2 separate regions of the Homo sapiens genome follow, and region 2 is linked to region 1. The links are chromatin contacts, found by Hi-C or POLR2A ChIA-PET in ENCODE. All regions are on one chromosome and are shown on one strand. The core of a region is the stretch at or near the end of the contact, and the rest is flanking DNA. Distances in the headings are between cores, read along the strand shown. Region 1 holds the start of MORF4L1 (mortality factor 4 like 1). Region 2 holds the start of PKM (pyruvate kinase M1/2).

What was found. Hi-C counts contacts between places; a loop is a spot of excess contacts on that map. ChIA-PET counts read pairs that join two places held with the same protein, here RNA polymerase II (POLR2A). Pooled maps may share reads with other maps.
Region 2: a map of naive thymus-derived CD4-positive, alpha-beta T cell shows a loop between it and region 1 (10-fold over the local background). The contact joins the promoter of PKM here to the promoter of MORF4L1 in region 1. A Hi-C loop is called at or near these places in 1 of 168 maps with a recorded cell type or tissue (naive thymus-derived CD4-positive, alpha-beta T cell), 1 of 37 single-sample maps with no recorded cell type and 10 of 50 pooled maps. POLR2A ChIA-PET finds 5 or more read pairs at or near these places in 2 of 52 experiments (Caco-2 and naive thymus-derived CD4-positive, alpha-beta T cell).

What each region holds. Positions count from the first base shown.
Region 1 is chr15:78,871,114-78,874,342 of GRCh38, reverse strand. It overlaps MORF4L1 (mortality factor 4 like 1), which reads right to left and starts at 1,453. Exons shown (of 12, transcript NM_006791.4): 1 at 1,286-1,453. The coding sequence starts at 1,325. RefSeq lists enhancers at 602-841, 235-866 and silencers at 952-1,011, 1,422-1,681.
Region 2 is chr15:72,229,573-72,232,801 of GRCh38, reverse strand. PKM (pyruvate kinase M1/2) reads left to right here and starts at 1,612. Exons shown (of 11, transcript NM_002654.6): 1 at 1,612-1,686. RefSeq lists silencers at 1,171-1,670, 2,231-2,740.

The DNA of each region.
Region 1 (3,229 bases), core at 204-2,703:
AAATATTCCATAAACTTAAAATACGCAGTACTACGGTTTGAGGTTTACGGCTCTAAAAGGAATTCTAATGCAAGTCTAAAAACCCCTAGAACAAAAATCGTACGCATGTAGACATCGTATTTACGGTAACTAGCATAAATTTCCATAGCAATGAAAAGGAATGTTAAAGTGTTCCTCCTTTCTCAACAGGACTTTACTTCCTTTTTAGCTATTAGACCTCCACCTTATTATACGTTAACTGAAGCGTTGTGAAAATTTAAAGAGCTGCCTTCCACTGGGAGTCAGTCTAACCTTACCCAAAACTCATGTCAATCGAAAACCAATTAATAAAAAGAAATTCAACTTTCAAGTCATTGTTAAACACTGCAACTAATCAAACAATTACTGCATTTAAAAAATGACGTCGAGGCAATGGGACTTACAAATGCAAACGGCGTCAACACTGCATTCAGATCATTTTTATTTACTTTTTACGAGCAACTGCAAAGCGAGAGCTCACTCACATTACCATAGGATCTCGGCACTGCGCCCAAGAATAGCAGAGTGATGCCTCCAGGCAACACAAAGCGGAGGAAAACGCTCATCTCACTTTTTTTTTTCTGTCCCCACCCACCACTCTGTGGTATGCGGAGGGCCCCGGCAACCTTCTGGTCGTCGTGGAAGGGGGCGCTGCATCTGCCCGTAAGCTGTGCCTCCATACGGGACCGAGACGCCGGCGGCCATGATGGCGCCGCCATCTTGCAACGGCCATTTTACAACGCACTTCTCCCGCCCCGTGGCGCCAAACCCACCCCCATCCGCAGCTGAGTTGCCACCGAACGCAACCACCCCGGGGCTCCAGGAAGCACCGAAAAACCCGTCGTAGCTGCCCAAGCGGCCGGGCGCGCCGCAGGACCGCCCGAAACAGCCACCGCCCCTCCCCCCCCGCCGCCACATCACTTCCCCTAACCGCCGCCATGGCGCTCCCGTCGCCTCCCTACAATAGGCTGCTCTCTCCGCGCCCTCTTCCTCAGAACAATAACAAACACTTGACGAGGGTGTGCCACGCGCCAAACGCTCTCTCTCCCACTCTAACGCCTGCGCAGCACTCTCGCTTCACAAAGCGCTTTCTCACAATGACGCACCGGAATTGCCATCCGCAATGCGCTTTCCCCGCACAAAGCACTGACCGCCGCCTTCTCAGGGCGCAGCCCGCGCCGCCCCCGGCCCTCAAGCCTCAATCACCTCGAGCCCGCCTCTATCTCCTGCGCCGTTAGGTGCCTTTTTCCCAAAGGCGCACACTCACCCTCCTGGAATTTAGGCTTCGGGTCCTGCTTCGGCGCCATTTATAAGTGATTCGCCGCCTCCTCCTTCTCCCACCACCCCCGACTACCGCCCCCTACTCTCTACCCCACCCAACTCCGCGTCAGACGCGCCGTCAGGCACTGCCAGCTCTACATCCTGGGCCGGATTTGCCAGCGCCCGCAGACCTCACAGCACCGCGACCCGCGCAGCCGCTGCTCCAGCCAACGACAGCCCGCCGCGCACGCGCCCCTGCGCCCGCGCCGCCCCAGGGCACGCCGGGACTGGTAGTTCGGAGTCGGTGGAGGCGCCCCCCCCCCCCCCCCGGGTGGGGGAGGGGCCGGCTACCCTACCCCACCCCACCCCCGCTTCTCTCTCCATGCCCCCGGCTGCTGCGGGTTGGTAAAGCGGGGATTTGATTTCGTGGGAGGTTAAGGCGGAGCTGGCGATGGGGGAGAGTGGGGGTGGTGAGCCACCAGTGATAATAGAATGGGAAAGGCCCAGTTGCGACGTCCCTTGGGCAAATAAGCCCCCGTTGATGTTGAAGTAGTCGGAGAGAATAGGGCTGGCTCGGAAACCTACATTCAATAGCATTCCGCTAGTTTTTGCATAGAAAGGCTTTAGGATCAGCAAGAGGGTGGGAACTGGGGTCCGCTTCTGGAAGCTTCGTTGTTTAGCAACCCCACTGCGGAGCCTATTTGGTGGGATTGATAGCCATTTGTTGGCTCCTAGGTCTACCTCCTCTTCTCCAGCCCAGCCTTGCGGAAATGAGGATGATGACGTGGGAAACACTAGTCACGCTTTAGCTTTTTGAGATAATGGAGCTCTGCTTTCTGAAAAAGGCTAGTGTGAATATGTCAACGTCTGTATTCCGTACCTGCCCTGTTTGTGCTTCTTGTCACTCTAAACAAACGGATTTCTTCAATATTATACCTTTTTTTTTTTTTCTGAGATGGAGTGTCGCTCCGTTGCCCAGACTGGAGTGCAGTGGCGCGATCTCTGCTTACTGCAGCCTTCGCCTCCCAGGTTCAATCGATTCTCCTGCCTCAGCCTCCGGAGTAGCTGGGATTACAGGCATGTGCCACCACGCCCAGCTAATTTTTGTATTTTTAGTAGATACTGGGTTTCACCATGTTGGCCAGGCTGGTCTGGAACTCCTGACCTCGTGATCCGCCCGGTTTGGCCTTCCAAAGTTCTGGGATTACAGGCGTGAGCCACCGTGCCTGGCCTAAACAAACGGATTTATGTCGTTCCCTGTTCAAAAACAACTTTGTTGGCTAAGCTGCAAAATAGCACCATTTCCGTCAGTTTATTGTGAGAATTACATATACGGGCTTAGCGCGGTACCCAACAATGAATAAGTGCTCAATGAACTTTAGACGATAAATCTCAAAGTCCTTAGCCTGGTATTTAAATCCTTCCACAAACAGCCCTTAGCCTACCTGCATCCCCTATGTAAACCTTTATCCTCCTACGCAAACCTTTGTCTCCATGACTTTTCTTTTTTTTTTTTTTCTTTCTGAGACGGAGTTTCCCTCTTATTAACCAGGCTGTAGTGCAAAGGCGCGATCTCAGCTCACTGCAACCTCTGCCTCCCAGGTTCAAGCGATTCTCCTGCCTCAGCCTCCCGAGTAGCTGGGATTACAGGCATGTGACACCACACCGGGCTAATTTTTGTGTTTTTGTAGAGATGGGGTTTCTTCATGTTAGTCAGGCTGGTCTTGAACTCCCGACCTTAGGTGACCCGCTGGCCTCGGCCTCCCAGAGTGCTGGGATTACAGGCGTGAGCCACTGCGCCCAGCCTGTCTCCATGGCTTTTCTAAGCCCTCCCCTGCCCGGGTTCCACACCCCACCAATTCCGGGCCCCTCTCCATTTATCTGACTTCCATTTCTCCTTCAGTCTTTTTAACACAACCCCTTCTCTGACAACAGAAACCCACAAAAACCT
Region 2 (3,229 bases), core at 363-2,862, 6.6 Mb after region 1:
GGCCAGGATGGTCTCAACTCCTGGCCTCATGTGATTCGCCGGCCTCGGCTTCCCAAAGTGTTGGGATTACAGGCGTGAGCCACTGCACCCAGACAATTTAGAACTTTAAAATACAATATAGTCCAGCATCGGCCAGATCCTTGCCATCCCAGTGTTGTCCACCACTGTTCTTAGTTTGTCCTCAGCTCAGGGGCCAGGGAGGGACTTTTATGCCATCCCTCTTTCTCTGATAGAGAGGAATCTAACCCTCCCTAGGGGGGCATGTCTTTTTTCCTTCTCAACAACTTCATGTTCTTTCACCACCTTAATAATCAAGCATTTCCTTCCCAACAACAACTAAAGGGACCAGGAAAGACTTACAGAAGAAAGTGAAAGATTTTTATCTCACTTCAAACAGAAATTTACTTTTAGGCTGTCACTGTCTCCTCCCAGCTTATCTGAGCTAACAGGAAGCGAATGAAGGCCTGTGATTCAGCTGCAGGCAGCGGGTATGCCTGAGCAGGTCACACCCATTTGGTCTCTTTTGCCAGGAAAATAAAAAAAGAACCTAAGAGAACGGTCTTCACATTTTGAATGCGCAACATTGTATCTGTGAATGAAGGCAAGAGTTAACAGCTGTTTAATTGATAACTGCTCGCATCATTAGTTGCTGGCTAACAACTGGGAAATCAGAAAATGTCTTGTAGAAAAATGTAAGAAAAGTTCCAACAATACTGACTTAAACACGACAAAGGTGAAAACAGAAATGCTGACTCCTGCATAGGTTATCGGCCCTAATGTTCTGACTTGATATTTCCAGATGCCCAGCTCTGCGCTAATATCAACACCGTCTATTTACTTTCTACTCTGAGGCATTCGCTCTGCAGGATTCCAGACCCTACTAAATTATTCACATGGCCCCAACCGGTCCTTCCTTGTTCCGCGGTCCTAACACAATGAATGGTCCTAAGAGGAAAACGGCCTCGCGCTCCCGCTCCAGGCCCACTTCGCAGTCCCTAGTTCTCCCTACTGCCGCTCCAGTGCCAGAGCCCCTCCGAAGGCGGCCAGGACCTCCAACCACGCACAAGTCTGCAGCTCTCCCCAACTTTCCGTTCAGCTCAGTCTCCGAGGGTGCGCCAGAGCAGACACCCGGAGGAGTGGGGAGTGGCAGGGCGGGGCCGGGAGAATGCTGCCCCGGAACCCATAAATCTGGGCCCTGCCCAGGTAGGCCGGGACAGCTGGGGTGGCCTGGGCCGAGAGCCAAGAAAAGACACCCCATCTGGCAGCCCAACTTGGCGGCAACAGGTGGCCCGGCGCCCGGGGGTCTGGGAGGAAAGTCGCTCCGGGGGCGGGCCCCGTTGCCCCGCCGCGTCCCCATTGGTCATCAGGTTTCTTAAAATGTGACTCTGAATCTGTGTCCTTCCGCCGCAGAATTTAGTCCCACCGAAAGGGCAACCTGCCCGCGCGTTCCGCCGCCGCCGCCGCGCTTCCTCCTGAAGGTGACTGCGCCCGCGGGGACGCAGGGGGCGGGGCCCGGGTCGCCCGGAGCCGGGATTGGGCAGAGGGCGGGGCGGCGGAGGGATTGCGGCGGCCCGCAGCGGGATAACCTTGAGGCTGAGGCAGTGGCTCCTTGCACAGCAGCTGCACGCGCCGTGGCTCCGGATCTCTTCGTCTTTGCAGCGTAGCCCGAGTCGGTCAGCGCCGGAGGTGAGCGGTGCAGGAGGCTACGCCATCAGTCCCCACCAAGGGCCAGTCGCCCGGCTAGTGCGGAATCCCGGCGCGCCGGCCGGCCCCGGGCACGCAGGCAGGGCGGCGCAGGATCCAGGGCGTCTGGGATGCAGTGGAGCTCAGAGAGAGGAGAACGGCTCCTCACGCCTGGGGCCTGCTCTTCAGAAGTCCCCAGCGCCGTTCCTTCCAGATCAGGCGGGTCCGCCGGCTCCTTTCCCGCCCCAGCCCTACCCCCTCATTCTGGTCCCATCCTCTTCCTCCTGCCCCAATCCTCAATGCGCCTCCATCCTCGCCTGCCTTCTCTCGGTCCCTCGTGATTGATTCCACCCTTGCTTCCCCTTTCTCCGCGCCGCCTGTTCCGTGCTCGTTTTCCCCTCTTCCTCCTTAAGTCTGGTCCTTCCACCCCCTCCTCTTCAAGCTGTGCGTGTCCCCTGATTCTAATGCTTTCTGTGTAACTCATTGAAACTGCGTTCTGGTTCCCCTCCCGCGTCCATTCTCCATTCATGCGCGACCGCCCTTCCCGCGCCCCAGTTCCCTCTCGCCGCCCCTCCCCCTGCTTGCTGGTCACGTCCGCTCCCCCGCATCCCCTTCCTCGCCTGGCGTGTCCGCTCCCTCCCTCCCTCTCTGCTCTGGTCGCGCCCGCCCACTTGCTCCGGTCTCCGAGCGCGGTCCCACCCCCCTTTTCCATCACCGCCTCCCAGCTCCCAGCAGGCTCGGGCGGTGCTGAGGCCCCGTGTCCGGGGCGGGCGGGCGGAGGGCTGGGCTGGGTGCCCCGCGCGGCGGGCGGGATGCGGCGGCCCGGGGGCAGCTGGAGACTTACGTAACGTTGGCCTGCCCCGCTGCCGGGAGGCAGGGCGGTTGCCCCTGCGGCGCGGTGCCGTCCCCTGTGGCCGGGATTAGATGGGCGGCCTGCGAGGGCCTGGGAATGGCTCGGGGCCCGAGAGCTCGACCGGCCCTTGCCGGGTGGCCGCCAGGGACCACGCTCCATCTCGCCGCGGCCGGGCTGCACGTAGCGGCCGCGCCCAGGGCCCACCCCGCTTCACCGGGCGATGGCCTTGGGCCTCGTAACGGGCGGGATAAACCTCTGCAGGCTTTGCTGGGGCCTCCTGGCCCTCGCCCGTTCCGCGCCTCTCCGGCACGTTTCTTTCTTTTCCTTTCTTTTTTCTTTCTTTTTTTTTTTTTTAATTATCCGGCACATTTTTTAACAAATGCGTCCTGATTGTGGAACGCGGAGGCCGCGGGGTGGGGTGGGGATCTGGTTACGGAGGGGGCAGGAAATCTGTCGCGTTCACTGAACGCAAACGGTGTGGGTCAAGGGCTGTTTGGGGGTCAGAGTTAGAGACCAGGATGACTAGACGAGTCATAGCCCACCGAGCTCACAATCTTAAAATGTATCTCCTGTAATGCTGGGAGTGGGGTACGAGCTTCCTGCTGTGGGAGGGAGGGGGACAGGAAGCCTCGTAAGGTCTCACCAGGTGGCAAGCACACTGGATTAGAAGATGCAGGAAAGCACCTTCCAGTC